Regions from separate parts of the Homo sapiens genome. Here regions 2 and 3 are each linked to region 1. Evidence: chromatin loops called from intact Hi-C (ENCODE). Cell type or tissue: mammary epithelial cell. All regions are shown on one strand. Each heading gives the region's core, and the rest is flanking DNA. Links, peaks and the distances in the headings are about the cores only. Region 1 overlaps FOXP1 (forkhead box P1). Region 2 overlaps FOXP1 (forkhead box P1). Region 3 has its middle 68 kb from the start of FOXP1-DT.

The links. Peaks named below come from ENCODE experiments on the same cell type or tissue, not always from the same donor. Only the 100,000 strongest peaks of a DNase experiment are listed, where the experiment ranks them.
Region 2: it touches region 1 in a loop (8-fold over the local background); 5 of 110 quality-filtered maps call a loop at or near these places.
Region 3: it touches region 1 in a loop (4-fold over the local background); 8 of 110 quality-filtered maps call a loop at or near these places.

Annotation. Positions count from the first base shown.
Region 1 is chr3:71,065,424-71,071,617 of GRCh38, reverse strand. The region is part of intron 7 of FOXP1 (forkhead box P1); the gene reads left to right. Among named protein-coding and RNA genes, the nearest start is that of FOXP1-AS1, 220 kb to the left of the region's middle. RefSeq lists an enhancer at 6,018-6,194. In mammary epithelial cell, for the core only: a CTCF peak has its summit at 1,579 (motif pointing right); a DNase peak (open chromatin) is centred at 1,647; H3K27ac peaks cover 1,445 bases.
Region 2 is chr3:71,154,069-71,160,262 of GRCh38, reverse strand. The region is part of intron 6 of FOXP1 (forkhead box P1); the gene reads left to right. Among named protein-coding and RNA genes, the nearest start is that of FOXP1-AS1, 130 kb to the left of the region's middle. RefSeq lists an enhancer at 2,878-3,583. In mammary epithelial cell, for the core only: no CTCF peak of the experiment used is centred there; a DNase peak (open chromatin) is centred at 4,022.
Region 3 is chr3:71,649,788-71,655,981 of GRCh38, reverse strand. No RefSeq gene overlaps it. Among named protein-coding and RNA genes, the nearest start is that of FOXP1-DT, 68 kb to the right of the region's middle. In mammary epithelial cell, for the core only: a CTCF peak has its summit at 2,963 (motif pointing right); no DNase peak of the experiment used is centred there.

The DNA.
Region 1 (6,194 bases), core at 38-2,537:
GGGTGACAAGAGCGAGACTCCATCTCAAAAAAGAAAAAAAGAAATTATAGAGAGATCTCATCCATCTTCCTCTTTGTTTAGCTGAAATGTGCAGGCGCAGAGAGGTGACGTGACTTGCCCACAATCACACTATTATTCCTGACAAAGTCATTAATAGAATCCTAAGTCATATGTAGTACTCCTGTACTATCTCAGAGTTAAACAGCCTGCTTGAGGCCTCTGTGGACTAGAAAAGATGTGCTGACCGCTTCAGCGGCCTGTAGATGAGCCCCAGTACTTGGAGCTGTCTGGAAACTACATGAACCGTCAAAGACTGGAAAGTGGAGACACCCAGGGTTGCTCACCTGGATGCCTGTGTCAGATTCCATTCCTGAGTTCTTAAACACACCCTCTGTTCTCAACCTCCCTCTCCCACCCGCTCCCCACTAGAACTGGCCTTACAACCTTTTTTTCTAGAAAAGGAGACAAACCTTGAGACTTTTATGTGGTCACTCTTAAAGACAGGGTGTGAGTGTCTGTGTAATTGGTGACTATTAGGGAAAGAAAAGCAAGCCATAGCGAGCGCAGAGCCCCGGAAAATGTTTTCTGTGTAGCAGCTTCTATGCCACACAGTGTGGAAGGCAATTATCTTGGAGGGGATTCCACAGCCCTGTGCCGGCTTCCCCGGTGTAAGATTTATTGTCGGCTGGATTGGGTGTTCTTTATAAGACCATTTACTCGGCATCTAAAGCGCTGTCAAGAGTGCTACTTCCTGAATGCTTTTGAGGTTGCAACTGCTAAGCTTCATTTTCCCGTCTTGGAGATATATTTTTGAAATGGTATGCAGGGATTTGTACAGGCCTTGTGCTTCCCATTGACACTGACAGGAGTTGCACTGTTAAACCCCAGCACGCTGCTGCAGAAATTTACCCCCTAATGCCCAGAGCCCTCCTTCAGCTGGGAGTCTGGCCCACACGTGCGCGGAGGGTTCCCGTAGCAGGGGAGAGGGCCCGAGAGTGCCCTTGTTTTGTGTAAGTCCTACCAGCTAATCAGTCTCAAAGTTGACTGTTTTCTTACTGAAACAAAGGATAAGCAAGTACTCTTCTTTTGCTTTTTCTCTTCCGTTTTTTGGATCTTAGGAATGCCAGAAGAAAACTCGAACTGCGAGTCAGCCAAATATACTGTATCGTGAAACCTTAGGGACCACTGAAATGGGAACAGTGGCCCATTACTGCTAAGAAGGTGTTTTATTGAAAATGCGCCGACATGCTCTCCCCGGAGAGTGAGCAAAAGAAGGCAAGATGCCCAACAGTAATACAGGTTGTTCTCTTAGGTGAGCTAAAATATCGAGTTTGGCACTCCCCTGCTGTGAGCGAGGAGGCAATAGAGTAGACGAATGTGCATTTTTACATTAAAAGTGCCATATTTCACTAGGGGTGTCCCCCTTTCTCCCCCCATTTTGTTTAAATGTCTTAATTTATATATTCCAGTTAATAGTTCATTACATGTCCTTTCTCTGTCTGGCTTTAAAAGTTGTCTTTTGAATAAGTTGAAGTAGTCAAAATTTCCTAATCCTGGCAGGCTTGCCAGCAGAGGGCAGGCGTAAAGAAGGTTTTGACATGAGGGTGTGTCAACCTAGGGTCAGAGGAGGGTGGTGTTGCATGGGAGGAAGATGTGTGAGCATTGTTCTGAGGGCAGGATGGGACACGCTCCCTTTGCCTCTTTGCAGGCCTGCTGCACACCACAGATCTCTGGAAAAGCTGACTGTACTAAATAAAGGTGGTCAGTTGCCTTTATCTGATATTCAGCGATTTCTACATAAGTAAACGTTAAAAAAATTAAAATGTAATTTCATTCCCCAAGAGCCGTCTTTTCTTTCCCCTTCAGTGCCCCATTTCTGGTTATGCTTAAAAATCGAGGGTTTGCCTGTGGGTGGGCCAAAAATACTGTCACTCTTCGGGAGGGAAATAACAAATTACACTTGGTGGTGGTGGTGGCAGTGATGTTTTCCCCCCGATATCTGAAGGGTACAGCACTTTGGGACATGCTCTACTGCCCCAAAACATGTACCTTTTCAAGAACTTTGCACACTTCAGTGTAATCTGTTCTAACCCCATGGCAGAAGCAGTCCATTAACAAATTTTACATTATGTTAAAACAGGGGATTATAGTTTCATCATAAATGAGAGAGGGTAATTTATTACTGTCAAATGCAGAGTTAGGAAAGGATGTTGTCATTTTTCTTTTCTGTCATGATTTTGTTTACCTCTGATGCTTATGAATGCTTTTAGAGTAAGGGATTTGTTTTTAGGTTGATGTTTTCCATAGCTCATCATACTTACAAGTCACCTGAATGTTGACATGTCACACTGTGTATATACAAATTAACCAGAAGCAATGGCTTTATAAAATGTTGCATTACATGAAAATGCAAATGGCAATTTGGAAGATGCATTAAGGGGAATTTAAACTCCTATGGAACAGTGAGAACTCAGTGTTTTCCCTTGGCCAAACTTGCAGGCACAGAAGAAAAACAACATAATTAGCTTCATTGTCAACATATGCATAACAGTGACATAAACAATATCAATATGGAGCTAACTGCCTTAGCTCCCTGTAGATGGATGATGTATTAATTTATATTTTTAAGTAAAAGCACTGCTTAAATCAAGACAGAATGGTGGTTCCTTGGAGACAAATCCCCAGATCTCAGGAATGGGGCATTGCTGTTGCAATTTAGTAACTCTAATTGGCTGCCCCATTGCCATTCTTTGGAGAAATACTTAAAGCAGTCCTCCTTCTGGGGAGGCGCGCTTTCCTGAGTAGGCCATCAGGCATGTTACTGGGCTTACATTTTGTATTCCTGTTGCTTTAGCTTTCTCTCTCCGGAATTGGAATCAGTTGGTTGAATCTCTTTAAGTTCTGTCATTTCAGAATATGTCCTGGATACTCCATTAAATTAATTGGAAAGGGGAAAGAAAATGTGTGTTGTGTTAACACAAGTGTTGTTCAGAAGAAGACAGCAAACTTGAATTAAGGTTTTGGCCTCTGATCACACAGTTGATTTTTCACCCCATGCTCGTATCCTTTCTCTAGTTATTTCCAAGCAGCTTCTGGCAAAGCAGGCCTTTCGTTGGAACTGAGGACCACGTGGGCCAGGGACCATTGCTGTATCTGCCTCACCACAGGGCCATTCATCAGTGTATGGAATAATGTCCTGAGGAGACGCTCCTCCTGACTCTTCCTTTAATACATCTTATCTCCATTCTCAGCTCTGAATGGGCAGTAAAACCTTTCACTTTCTTCTGTGTTCAAAGCTAAGGCTCAGCAGAACCAAATATAATACATGATTTTAGTCCCAGGTGTGTTATTTGGTGGTTAGAGTTTGGTGTGGGATCATAGTAATCTGTTCTTAAGTGCACAGCCAGCTGCACAATGGACTCATTTAGCAACTGACAGGTTTCTTAATATGTGGTGTTTGAACAAGAGCTGTATCTGTTGTGGGTGTTAGGATGTGGGCATCAAAAATATTTTTAAAGTATGGTATTTAGCATTTCCTTTACTCTTCCTTAAACGTTGGCTTACCCCTCGATATCCCCTCCCCCCCACCACAGGTATTCATTTTATATTATTATGGCTTTTTTTTTTTATAATTATCCAGTATCTGCTTCCTCTTGGAAGCCTGTAGTATATATTTTTTTTTTATTTTATTTTTTATTTTTTAAGACAGTTTCTTGCTCTGTTGCCTAGGCTGGAGTGCAGTGGTGCGATCACAGCTTGCTGCAGCCTTGAACTTCTGGTCTCCAAGTGATCCTGCCACCTCAGTCTCCCAAGTTGTTGGGACTATAGGCATGCACCATCACACGTGGCTAATTGTGTGTGTGTGTGTGTGTGTGTGTGTGTGTGTATTTTTGGAGACGGAGTCCCACTGTGTTGCCCAGGGTGGTCTCAAACCTCAAAGCAGTCTTCCTGCCTTGGCCTCCCAAAGTGCTGGGATTATGAGTATGAGCCACTGCACCTGGCCATGTTTAATTCTTGGGAGAAATCACTTTGCTTTTCTAAGCCTCAGTTTCCTCCTCTGTACAATGAGGGCTGGAATTTGTGTTCAGATTATGACAACTGCATGAGACTGTTAAAACACCCACAATCCAAAATTTTTTTGTTGGCCTTTCTTATTCAGCTTTTCTAAAATGACCTGGTGCTCACAGTGATTAATAAATGGTTTTAACGAAGTCTTCTGAGTTACTATTGGTTTTAACATTTTATATTATATTCCACTTATGGAAGTTCCAGTTCTTCCTGAATCCCAAATACAGGGCAAGTACACAGGACCACAGGAGTTTAGAATTAACCAAAGTGGCCTGGGCATATGTAGTTTATCCAGGTTTATCACTGATGGGACATTTCCTTGCCCAGAAGTAGTCTCTGAGTCACCATATCATCTGTCTGTCTGGAGACAGGGCGAGATGGGCTCCAGGTGGCTTCTAAGTTAGTATGCCAAGCCATTTCCCTCTCTCTTTTGTCACCTCCCCCTTACCCAAACCATCAGCCTTTAAATGCCACCTCCCCAGTGGGCCTTCCCAGACCCCTCCTCCTAGTGATCTCCTCCTTCTTTGTGGTCCCATGGTGCTTACAGCCACCACCGTGCAATTTAGTAGTTGAGTAAGCACTGCATTGCATCACTCTCTAATTATTTTGTTTAAGGCTTGTCTCCACAGCTGGGTCATGAGCGTCTGTAATGTTGTTTGCTTGTTTATTGTTTGTTTTGATGCACCTGCAGACTATTAGCTGATAAACACTGACCTGCTAAGGAGTTAGTCCACCTTCTGAAAGCATGCATGAGTTTTATGGATGCCTCATGAAGAACTTAGTTTCTAAAATAAAAACACATTGCATATTCAAAGTACATCCCAGTTTTTGTTTATAAACATTAAAACTCAATTTTAATACTTTGGGAAAAAGAAAGTCACTTAGGCGTTTTGAAATGATTCTTTCCACTTTCTCCCTGTACATTGGTTGGAGAGCACTTCCTTTATTTGTATTTCCTGCCGTTGGGGCTCTCTGCCAGCCCCTCCGGAAAGAGCACCTTTTCTCTTTAAGAGTCAGAACTCTACTGATAGTCGGGGGACTTTCTGGCAGATTTAAGGTCCTTCTACCTCGCAAAAGAGCCCTTGGTTCTCTGTTGAATATTCATGAGAGGGTGGGGTCACATTTTGTGACCTGAAAAAATCCCATTAATAAATTTGGTATCTGACACAAAAACACTTTAGGGTGAAGAGCGATCTGCGCTGTGCCCATTTAACATCTGATCATACTTTGATGGTCACTTCGCGCTTGTCTCTTTTACAGCCAGAGTAAAGAGGGAATTGTCTGCTCCCCGCTGACCCTGTTGAAATTCAGGCATTTGCTTGATTGGAAATATTACCAATATTCTTTCTGGTCTGTAGTAACCTGCATTTAATACACTTCACATCAAAATGTACTTTCAAGTAAAATTCCTGGGATTACTGGGTCAGATTTTGTTGCCTTTTTTTTTTTTTTTTTTTTGAAGGCAAATAGGCATTCATTGATGTCACACTACTCCTTTTCCTCTAATATTTTGAGAAAAAGAATAAAAATGTGTGTGGGGATTTTGTGTGTGTGTCTTTAAAAAATATACAGGCCAGGAAGTTTTTCTCCAAGTTTGAAGGTGGTAAATAGGTGATTTTTTTAGAGTCGCCGAAATGGACTAGATTAACCTGACGCTTAAGTCGTGTCAGTTGAGCCAACAAAGTTTAGCACATTGTTGACTTTTTAAAAAAACACTATACTCAGCTTTCAATAGCCTGAAAGAGCAGTGACTATTTCTAATAGAGAAGGTCATCCTAAAGTGCTTATTGAGAGTAGCTTTTGTTGTTGCTATTGTTGTATAAATAAGAAAGGAATTTAAAGAATTATTTCTTAGCAAACGTGTGGCAGATGCTTTCTTCGGCAGCTGTCGTTCTAGAGGGGAAGTCGCCTGGTTCAGCGACGAGGCACGTTTGGTTGTTATTTATTTCCACCCCGCGTCGGCTTAGTTTTCCTCGGTGCGCACTGGCACACTTTGGCGAGACCGACTCTGGGAAAGAAAGGGGTGTGGGGAGGCCAAGGCTCTGTGAAACCCCCGACGTGAAGCGAAAGTTCTCCTCCCAGGGAGGTTTTCGAGGAAAAGCGCTTTTCTGCGCTGCCTAGGAGAC
Region 2 (6,194 bases), core at 2,484-4,983, 86 kb before region 1:
CAGAGACCAACAGGCTAGTGTGGAGTTGCAGTGTTTTACAAAACCCCAATAGGCCCAAGTTGGGGAAAAAAAAAAGAAATACATACACGGCAGTGTCAATTGAAAACCAGCCGGGTGGCAAGAACAGCGTGGTGAGGATGGAGCTGCCTTCGGCCCTTTGGTTGATTGGGACACAGTGGAGATACTGCGAAATTACCTTTTTTATTGGTTCTTGAGCCTTCTGCAGTAAATGCCTCTTCTTGAAGGAAGTGAACAGAATCCTTGTGTTCAGCTTGAATTTAGCACATGTGCATGACAGTTCTACACTTAATCTGTAATTCAGCAGAATCAGGACCTGTGGCTGTCTTACATTTGGGCTAATTTTTCTTATGAGCGTAACTGTGTTAATTAGTTCTTCTTTTGCTTATGTTTATTGTCATAAAAAATCAGTGGAAAAGTTGCATCCATTTTATTGTGTTATAAAGTATTATCATTGATAAACCCATTGTGTGTGGATCTTCCTAGATCTTGATTTTTTTTAAACCTCTTGTAAGGTAGGAAATGGAATATTAGTAAAGCCTTCCTGCATTTATGAACCAAAAGTTGAAATATCATAGAAAGGACTGCTGAAGGTCAGTTGGTCTCAACTCCACCTCACTGTACCCAGTAAGGGCTATTTATAATCAAAGAGAATGGGTTATTTGTGTAAAAAGCTCTCCAGGAAGAGAAATTCGCCAGCCTCCCTTGATGAAGCTGGGTCCGGTCAAGGAACTTACTCTTGAATCTTACTCAATTCACTTGCTAGCTCTCTTTCTTCTGCTGCAATTTAAGGCAATTTCCTCTGTCCTCTCTTGTTATAGAAAATAACTTGTTGGCATCTCCTTTGTAATAACCTGTCATATACTTGAAGGCAGTTATTAAGTCACCCCTTAGCCTTCTCTTTTTCAGGCTAAACCATCATAACCCTTTTAACCTTTCCTCGGAGGCTCCATTTTCCATCCTCTTAATCATTTTACTTGCCCTTCTCTGGATTCTCTCCAATCTTTTACAGTTTTCTAAAAACGTGAAATCAGGAAGCAGGTCCTTTATACATTACTCTCAGTTTCTGCTGATTTTCATGCGTTGTTTTTCTTTTAATTTTGAAGTACTTTTCAACTTTTTTTTTTTTTTTTTTTTTTTGAGATAGGGTTCCGCCCTGTCACCTAAGCTGAAGTGCAGTGTTGCAATCATGGCTTACTGCACCTCGACCTCCTGGGCTCCAGGGATTCTCCTACCTCAGCCTCCAGAGTATTTGGGACCAAAGGCATGCGCCATCTTGCCCAGATCATTTTTGTATTGTTTGTAGAGGTAGGGGTCTCCCTATGTTGTCCAGGCTGGTCTCGAACTCCTGGGCTCAAGTGATGACCCACCTTGGCCCCCCAAAGTGCTGGGATTACAGGCATGAGCCACCTTGCTTGGCCCTTTTCAACTGTTTATTTCCACATTCAAGCCAACCTTTGACAACGTAACATATCAGGATTTGTGATCACCATTTACCTTTTTTTTTTTTTTTTTTTGGTCTGTGGGCTGAAAGAGAATTCCAGAGGTCAAATGACTTTACCTTTCAGTCTGTGTTTATCTGTATGTTAATTTGGAGTCCTTTTAGTTTACTTCTGTTATGTTATTTACATGAAGACTTTCTCTGTTGCCTGTACCATATATGAAAAGTTTTAGAGCAGAGCATTCAGCAGACAGTGAAAAGGGAACATGCTTTGATTACTGAGCTCTCATTGGTTTCATGATCCCTGCTCACCCCTGCCTAAATGGCAGTGTCTTTGTCATCCATACCTTAGGATGAGTGCCTCAGAGGGACAGCTCAGGGGCCTCCTAACTTTGTCTGCAACTTGTCTTTCCCTTTCTGCAGGTAAGTGGGTAACATTCCCTGGGCACTATTTATTATATCATCTACTTGTGTCTTCTAACAAGCTCAGGCTCTGCAGTTACCACTTTTATTTATTGATCTACTACCTGACTTCTCCCCTTCAGGCACTCACTCACTCTTTCTGTCTCTCTTCTGTCTTTCTTTTTTCTTTCTTTCCCTTTCTTTCTTTCCCTCCCTCCTTCCCTCCTTCCTTCCTTCCCTGCCTCCCTCCCTCCTTCCCTGCCTCCCTCCCTCCCTCCCTCCCTCCCTCCCTCCCTTCCTTCCTTCCTTCCTTCCTTCTTTCGTCTTACCCTCCCACCCAGGCTGGAGTGCAGTGGTGCAATCTTGGCTCACTGTAACCTCTGCCCTCCAAGCTCAAGCGATCCTCCCGCCTCAGCCTCCCCAGTAGCTGGGACTACAGGCACACACCACCACACCAGGCTAATTTTTGTATCTTCTGATAGAGATGAGGTTTCACCATGTTGGCCTGGCTGGTCTCAAACTCCTGACCTGAGGTGACCTGCTTGCCTCAGCCTCCCAGAGTGCTGGGATTATAGGCATGAGCCACTACTCCTGGCCTCCCTCCACACTTTAGAATAGAAGCTTCATGAGGACAGGCACCTTGACTAGCTTCTTAGCCCAACTTTGTATCACTAGCCTCTAACTAGCAAAGATTTCTTCATGAAAGGCCAGAAAAGAAGTGAAGGAACAACCTGGTATCAGAAGATTTACATACTTAATGCTGTGGGTTCACAGTGTGACATTTGGCAGTACACTGGATATTACTGGCATTCCTTTCCTCTCCTATTTAATCAATAGGTTAAAGGATGTGTTCTAAAAGTTATATAAATCTCTACAACTCTTCACCTTTACAACCATATTCAGATTTAATGATTTGACTTTAATTTTCACCTTTTTGTGGGGCAGGTATGTCGGTAACATTCCAATTTGTATTTAAGAGTCATTTCAGGAGTAAACTTTTTCACACTGCCTTATCTTTTTAATATTTTGGTGTGATTTTGTTCTTGGATCCAAAAGACTATTTTTAAAAAGGCATTCCAAATTTGGAGGCATTCAAGATTGAGAAGTCCTTTCTGTGTTATTCTCTCCTCCATCCCCTCCCTCTCCTGAACCTTCTCAGCAGTCTCTTTTCGTTCTGTGTTCCAACACTCCAAAAACATGTTTGAAAATCTATACCTGTTTGGTTGTCCTATCAACATTCTCCTGGTGGTTTGCCGCCAAGGTTAGATCCAGACCTGAAGCCACTTGATTTAATTAACCTGAGGTGGCATCATCTGCTTTGCTTCTCTGCATTGGAAGTGTATGCTCCTCCACTCTCTTGTGCTTTTCCTGTACCCTCTGAACCAGGCAGTCTTTCTTTTTACTAGGCCTTGAAACTGGCTTTTCTTTAGTCACCTCGTGGTCAGGACATGCACTGTTCACCAGCTTTTCAGTCCTGATTAGCCAGCCTGGCCCAGTGTGGCAGGCAGGACCAATGGTTGCCCAGGTGTGCTGGACCTGAGCAGCCTAGGAGGCCCACCTTCCTTCCTTTTATCTCCTGGACTCCTTGCTGTGTATGGAAGCATGTCAGAATCATAGAGATTTTGTCTTCTTTTTTGCCCATTTCAAAAATTCTAGATGTCCAACTAGCCTTTGGGCACTAAAATCAAGTTCCTTTGGATGATGTTGAATTACCACTCATGCTATGGCCTCTGCCCATTAGAAAAGAGCTTATCCTCTGTTTTCCCCTGCACCATTCCAAGCCCAAATTCTGGCAGGACCCTGAACTCTCCAGGCTTCTGACACCTCTGTGCCTTTGCAAATGCTAGCCTCATTCTGCAAAATACCTTTCTCTTTGCTCACTCTTTTCCCCCCCTCCCAGGCTCATTTAAATTCTTTCATTTTTGGAAAGGCTTTCCCCTCTCCTCCTGTTTGGTGCACCCCTCCATTGAAGCACAAATGCTGCTGGGTTGTAGTTAATGGCTGAATTAAGGCCTTTGAGGCTGGCAATGTTGTATTTACCTCTCTGTGTTCAGTGCTAGATGCTGAGTAGGTGCTGAGTGCATGATGAAAGAAAGTGATACAGGGAAGAAGGTAAGAGAGCAGGAATGAGGAAGAGGACCCATCCTTCATTCCCAGAGCCATGCATCATGGGATCCCCAGGTTACTCACCTTCTCTTGAAAACTTTCACCCCCCCTCCCCCTGGAGCTGGTTCCCTTTTCCTTGTGATGCTTTGCTCTGAAAGATCACTCAGTCGTTCAGCAGTCCTCCTGATTTCTCTCTCAATTAAGTGTTCATCTCTGGGCTGTGTCCTCCCTGCAGGAGAGATTGCTGTCAGACAGGCAATCAGTGAGAACCCCAACTGAGCCCTACCTCCCTTACCAAAGAAGTTCATGGCCAAGCCATTTTTATTTAGCAAATAAGGGCTTGTTTTCCTTGATTGTCCAAAGCACAAGGGGAGAAAAACCACCCATTGGCTTCATGTTTACCTGCACTGCGGGGCTGTCTTGTCTGTTTCAGTTCTGTTTCACATGTGGAGTTTTCACTGATTTCAAGAAGGAATGTATGCATGGAGTTGAGCAGGATACAGTATCCTGAATGAGGGCTGAATGTTCTGCACTAGAAGTGAGCGTATCAAGTCTTTGTAACTAAGAATGTGATGTTAGATTGTAGCTGAGGGGAAGAAACACAAATGGCTTGGGTTGTATCTAAATCCTGGGTCTGCCAGGTGAAAACTTAGATGTTGCTTTCAAATGACACTAATGATTTCTTTCAGTGCTGTTTAGCATGAGTGGTCATTGCAAAGAGCTGTGACCACTGTACTACCCAGTATGGTGGCTACTGGTCCCATGGGGCTCTTGAGCACTTGAAATATGGGTAATCTAAATGGAGATGTGGAAAATACAAACTGGATTTTAAAGACTTAGTAAACTTAGTATTTTGAAAGAGCAAAATAGCCCATTGACAATTTTATGTTGATTATACATACATTAATTTTACTTGTTATCTTTTACCATTTTTAAGTGCAGCTACTAAAAATTTAAAATTCTGTATGTTGCTTACATTATATTGCTCTTGGACAGCACTATACTAAAGGCATAAATGTAAGATTGTGTTTCAGAGGGCACCCGAGCACTGCTTGGTTTATATGTATTTTCTAGGCCTTCCCTTTGGTTCCCTGGTTACCTTTAAAAATACATGTCATGATATAGACATGGCATATCTGAGACAAACCTTGGACTGAGACAAACCTGAGTTTCAATCTCAATTGTTTGTTTGTGGCTTGCCTCTCAGCATCTTAAATTCTCTGAATCTTAAGTTCCTCCACTGTGTAAAAGAAATAATATCCCTCTGACCTCACTGTGGTTAGGCAAGAGACAATGCAGTGATTTTTTCAGTAATATTATGAGACATTTTATTACTATAATTAAATGATTGTATTTTCCCCAGATTGACAAATTCAAATTTTCTATTTTGAAATCTTATTGCAAATGTTAAAAAAACAAACAACCCACCCTTTGGCTCCTGTTATGTTGTCTTCCAGCTGCTAGTAATGGAATTGGGACAGCTAATGTTCCCTGAGAGCCATGGGGAACCAGGCAGTGTGCTTTTCAGGAACTGTCTTACTTTATCCTCACAACAATCCCAAAAGGAAAAACCTAGTTTTATCTCTATTTAATAGCTGCAGTGACTGAGGCACCGCAAGGTTAGGTGACTTGCCCAAGGTCACACAGCGAAGCATTGAGCCCGGGCAGTCCAGCTCTAGAGCCGTGTTCTTTGCCTCCGCCCAATATTGTCCACCAGTGAGGAGAAGACGGAACCAAAGAACCAACAGTGAATGAATACTAACAGGAATCCTGGCTTTCATGGACATCTATTCTTGTGATTTGACAGTGTATATGTGAGATACTTCCTCTTAGAATGCTTTTTCTAATTCATACAGTAGGCTTAAATATGTCATGGTTTTAGAGTTTTCCTTAAGGAATACGTTGATTCCCAGGCACATTACAGTCTGAATCAGTCTTAAGAAATTCCAGGATAGAGGTGGAAGAAGTTTTAGTAAATTGTTGTGCAGCATGGTGACCGCAGTTAATAATAATGTATTATATATTTCAAAATTGCTGAAAGAGGAGATTTCAAATGTTCTCACCACACCCACACACACAAAAAAATGATAAGTAGGTGAGGTGATGGATATATTAACTAGCTTAATTTAATTTTTCTCAAAATATCACATTATATTTCATAAATACATTCAATTATTATTAGTCAATTGCAAAAAAAAAGAAGAAGAAGAAGAAGAAGAATGCAAAG
Region 3 (6,194 bases), core at 1,840-4,339, 580 kb before region 1:
ATGCTACTGCACTCCATCCTGGGCAGCAGATCTAGACCCTGTCTCAAAAAAAAAAAAAAGGTATTTAGTATGGTAGCTAGCACAAAGGAATTATTTAAGAAATGTTGCCTCCCCACTCCCACTGCTTCAGAAAAAAAAAAAAAAAAAAAAAAAAAAAAAAAAAATATATATATATATATATATATATATATATATGTAAAAGTTAAAAAAATAAAATACAGAGCTTAAGGAAACTTTATCATACTATACGTAGTCATATACTTTGCATGATAAAAGGTCTGTTTTTATTTTCATCCTTTCAATAAATGTTGATTGTCTATCGTATGCAAGGCAGTAAGAACAATTTTCTTCTTCTCCAAAGCTGGTCACACTTAGCTATGCAAAGCAGTCATGTCAAACTTTAAAGGTTTTTTCAGCAGGAAAAAAAAAAAATGTCTAGGGTCAATGCTACTAAGACCAACAGGATATAAAATTGAACCACGTGGTCTGATTCTAGAGCTCTCCGAAAGATTGTTCTAAAACTCTGCCCTTCTTTTTGAAGGGGCTTTTAACATTCTTTAGACTTCACTCTACCATTCCCTACTTGCAATACCATGTTCAGGATTATTCTAAATGATTCCGAGACTTTCCACAACTATGTCTATTTCAAGTCTGTTCTCGGAAGATGGAACTCCACAGAAGGCGGTTCACATGATTTTTAGTCCGAATCTATAAATAATTGGTGGATCCATTTTAGCCCCCAAAACTCCCATCTGGTTCTCTGTTCACACAAGACACTAGGCCCAAAGCTTGGAAGGATAGTAATCCTGCGAGGCATGAAGATCGTAGGATAATTGTGATTATAGTAGATGCTCCTTGCTTCTGGTTTTTTGTGGACTGTAACTTGGGCTTTCCCAAGGTGATGTGCACCGGATCCGCAGGCTGGATGGATAGGGTGGGGCAATCGCCTCTAAGTGGACATTTATTTTATCTTCCCTGTTCAATTACCCTGTGTGTTTCCAGGCATTAAAACGCTTGTGGTTCAGGACCAAGAAGGTCTGACCTCCTTCCTGCTCTTATTGCAGACTTTTTATAATTCCTGCCTGTGAGAGAAACAGAAGAACACAGCTTGTTTGGGGGATCCCAGATGGAGTTTGCAGGATGGATATTAGAAAAAAATCATCTCTTTTGAGTGGTAGACTGAGAAATTTAAATTGGAACAGCGATGAAAAACCATACACGTCGGGAGATGGAGTGGGGGTGAGGCAACCCATGAAGTCAGTTTTGCATCTGTAAAAAGTCATTTTGGAGAGTCGATCTGCACTTTAAGAATTCCTAATGGGTACAGTCAGTTCAGACCCAGCTGAATGTGTTGGAGTCTCTGATAGTGTTCTTCTAATTAAAGGGGGGTGGGGAGGGAAACAATAACAGACACACAAAAACACACACTCAACCAAAGATGGGGGAAATGTGAGCACCAGACATGCTCGTGCTGATTTGGGGATGACAGTTGAAGAGACAAGAACATTTTAAGTGCAGGGAAGGAAGCAAGAACAGCCCCCCAAAACAGGAGAGAAGGGTCAGCAAAGGTAAGTTTATAAGCAAAACAAAGGGGCGGGGGGCGGGGGGAGTACAGGAGAGAATAAAAGAAGCAAAACCAAGTAAGCAAAACCCACCGTGACTTATTAGGAATGTTTAATTTGAAATTGTGATCCCTACAATTACTGAAAAGGGAGCAGTTAGAAAGGAAGGCATGTTGATTGTGACAGGGCAGGAAGAACCTGAGAAATCTCTGACATTCGAGTGCCTTTTTTTAAACTGCCTTTGTTCCCAAGTTCCTATTTTGCATCTGGTTAAATGCATATTAATTTCTCTTCCTTCCTAATGAATCACTGTGTGTTCTGTGTCTTCTTTATGAAGAGGAAAGGGGTGTCTTCCCTGCTTGCTCCCTCAGCTCAAACTTTTCATCTTGATCCTATAGGAGTGATGAGACATTAAATGGGGTAATCTGGAAAAGGGGATGGAATGTGAACTGAAGACTTTTGAGTGTAGGAGTTAGAAGTCAATCACTTTGCTAGCTATCAGACTGTTTCATCGTTGAAGAGGAGGCTAGAGCATTTACTTTAGTTAAAAAAAAAAAAAAACCCTCCCTGACACCCCAGGTCTTCCCAGATCCCTATCTCATAAACTCATTTTATTTACCCAGAACCCCCCAAACAAACCTGGACTTGAAATCATCTTTTTCTTTGCGCGTTCCTGAGAGTGACTGGCAGTGCAGCCACAGAACTGGCAAGTTCTGTTGGAGGAATTATATTCAGGCCCATTCACGATGCACGTTAACTTTGTGGGTGGAAAGAAACCTGGAGGAGAGAGAGGAAACAAGCCTTAAAGCCTCCAAAAATTGGCAGGCAGACTTCCGGAATGAGGCTTCTCCAAGGAATCTTCTCCTAGAATTAAACCTAGGACTGAAATACATTTGCAAATGATTGGGCTTAAAAGTGGGGTTGGGTTTCCTTGTGTCATGCCGGTATGGGCCCAGAGAGTTTTGTGGGTTTTTTTGGAAATGAAGAGGGAGAAATAAATGATGCACAATGAGAATGCAGAGCCGAAAATTCTGGACCACACATCATTTACTTAGAACAGACTTTCCCTCTGATATTCTTCCCAAATATGTCATGGCATTCACAAAGAACACTGCTTCTGAAATGTCGGATTATGCAGTAATAGTCACTGAACGAGAACATGAATGTCTTTAAAAAAATTAATCAGTTGTCTTTAAGGTGTGTGTGGCTGCTCAAAATCCTCTCTGTAGTGTCTCATCTTTAGCAGACCTCACGTGGAAACAGCTTTCTTGTTTACAGACCACCACACTGACACATTATCTGCTGTGATTAATTAAAGACGATTTTTAAACCCATATATTTCTTTAAAAGGCAGAAGAGACAGCCCAGCTTTTTAAAAATGGTGGTCATAAACTACCATCAGATGGCACTGTAACATAAATTATGGAAAGAGTCAGCTATCCAGTATAAGGACTGAACAGATTCGGTACGTTGCCAGTGGGTTGCCAGGCTTGCAGGCTGAGCACACACGAATGATTCGCAGAGAGATACATTCACTAGGAAACGTGTTACGAGCACGTTACATTCGCATTGAACTTTCATCGGTGAGAGGTGATCCAGGAGTTCAATGTGGACAGGCCCTTTTGCATTTTCAGAGAAAACAAACTCAAATCTAACCTGAAAGAAAAGATTTAAAAACATATTAAGAGAAAGAGAGATCAGACCAAAACCGCAAGTGCAAAACATGGAAAGGTGTTTTCCACTCTTGATTCTGTTTCAGGTGTAAAATAACTACAGACAAAATGAAAACCTTGTAGAACCATTCTCCTCTCCTTCCCTGCTTTCCCATTATTACAGGAGGGGGTTGTAGATATTCTCATTAAAGTGGCCAACCCCACAGGGCCTGGCTGTGGAGTCTGAATTTCAGTGCCAGCACATTTATCCCCTTGTTTGTCATAAAGTGAGCATTGCCTTTTACAGATGGGCATTGGGGAATGAAGCGTATTCTAGGATATTGAGGCAGCAGGGCATTTTTTTTTCTACACTGTCTTTGAGAAAGGCTCAGTTGGCGCTGCCTCTGCCAGTGTGGCCTTGGTTTAGTAGCAATTCCTTAGAGATTAAAGAGGAAAGAAGGGAGGAAAACTTCATCCAAATTCCTTTCTAGTGGCTCCATAGCTTCAGGTGCAGTTGAAAACAGCTAACTCGCCAGCATATTCTCTGGCTTTATAGAAAAGCTTTTTTAAATATCACAGTTTCTTGGAGATCTTAGGCTATTGTCATACCAAGTGGGTTCTCTCTTGGGCTTGGCATAGAACCAGGTACGTGCTTTTCTCTGCTTAGCAAGCAGGTATCCAGGCCCTGTTCAGTAGCATACACTCAGGGGAGAGGTACAGGATGCTGCTGGCACATCCATGAGATGGTTTTCTGAAATGCTTAGCATCCCTGCGAACAGAATGACTACCCTTGACTAAGAGGAGGACGTTGGGGAGCCTGCCTTTCTGCGGTAACATCAGCCTCCTTTTCGGGATGATGTTTCTCCCCACCACCCTAATGAAGAAAATAGAACATCAGGCAACTGAGAATACTGGTCAAAGTCCAATCAGAAATGGGCCTGGAGGTGTGGTAGTCTGGAATGCCCATGCAAGGGTAATATGATCTTGGAAGCCTGCAGAGCCTGACTTCTATTTGACACAAAAAAAGGCAGGTTATCTCCGGAGTGGGTTAAGCCTCAATTTGCAGGCTTGGCTAGTGTTTTCGGCAAGCCACAAGCCAGAGTCTCTAATGACCAGTCTTACTGTAGCAAGTAGACTTGAGGATGGTTGCAGCTTCTCACCTCCCCTTGTGAGATCACTGTGGTGTAGAGATGTCTTTTTCTTGGTATGTAAGGAACATTAAGAGGAGGTTTGTCTGGGGACGGGGAAAAGAGAAGTGACTTGCTTCCTAATAAACTTGTGTTCTCTGCTTTCTGTTGGCAAAAAAAAAATAAAAATAAAAATAGTGAAATCACATGCCTGCTTTGTTCCTGCAGCTACTGGTTTGAGAATACTGAATTACTCCCCCCACCAAATATTGCTTATTGTCTTCATAGATGTTCTTTAGAAAATACTGTTTTAGACTTCTCCTTGTTTCCCAACAGGGTACTTTTTCCCCCTCTCAAATGGCGAAAGTGATACCTTCGTTTATAAGTATGTGAAAGTTGCTGTTTAAGAGTCCCAGACTTTTACCTTTGGGGCCAGAATTTAGAATTTTATAAAGGTACTATGGTGCATAGACTGTATATTATGTACCCCATAGCCTATGCGTTAATATTTCTGCAGCAAAATGTGTGAACATTCACACTAAGTGGGCTAACTAGACTCTATAAAGAGCCCCACATCAGCTCAGGTCTTGCCAACGTTGAGTTAGTTTTTAAAAATAAAACTTTGTGCCTTAGAACCTGTGAATTTCAAAATTGTGAATAAGGGACTGTGAATCTGTATTTATATTGTATACATAGGTTTATATTTTAGAAGAAATGCAATACAGAAGTTACATTCAAAATCTATGGATTACTGAAAATAGCCTTTGAGATTTGGCTCTAAACTTGAGTCTAATCGTAACCCCTTCCATGGCTCATTAGCATTTGACTTTTTTCTTCACACTGCCTAGAACTTCCAGCCCACGGGTTGCAAAGTCATGTGTTAAAAGGGGCCGAGGAGATAAAGTGAATGGAGTGGGCTGGGGTAGACAATAGGGACTGGTGAGGACCAGGGCACAGGAGAGCACCTGCACCATCCAAGGCAGGTGCCACCACCAGCAGCTCCTGACGAGGGCTGCCAAGCAGGAAAGTACCCAGGTCATTTCATTTATCAAGATAAGTCAGAAAAAAAATGTCTTTTACAGGAAGTATTCTCAATTTTTAAATGTTAGCAACTAGGCCAGGTGCCATGGCTCACGCTTGTAATCCCAGCACGTTGGGAGGCTGAGGCAGGCAGATTGCCTGAGCTCAGGAGTTCAAGACCAGCCTGGGCAACATGGTGAAACCCCGTCTCTACCAAAAATACAAAAAACTTAGCTGGGCATGGTGGTGCCTGCCTGTGGTTCCAGCCACTCTGGAGAGGATTGCTTGAGAGGCAGAGATTGCAGTGAGCTGAGATCATGCCACTGTACTCCAGCCTGGGCAACAGAGTGAGACCCCATCTCAAATAAATAAATACAAATAAATGTTAGCAACTAATTCAATGTTTTAAAAATTCCACGTGAAACATATAATTTGTGACCTTTTCACTAGTCACTCAAAACTGTGTGTGTGTGTGTGTGTGTGTGTGTATAAAAGAAAAACATATAATGAAAATACCCCATATGTAGTATATATACCTTATCTTCCTCACCAGCCTCTAAGCGGTTTGTCCCTGGTTCTGTCATTTCCACTGTGGCTTTGATGTCCCCGCCCCCGCACGATCCTGACACCTATGGCCAGGTGTTTGAACTGTGCACTAGGTATGGTGAAAGCACCCTGCCCCAGCTAGACTTTGTGCTAGTCTTGTTATTCCGCTTCTTAGCTGTTGAAGTCTCCAGTCCCAGGAAGCCTTCATGCTGTCCCCCTGTCTTCTCCTTTCTTTCACCTGCCCATCTTTCTGAAGAGCCACAACTGATCATGCCTCCGGATATTGA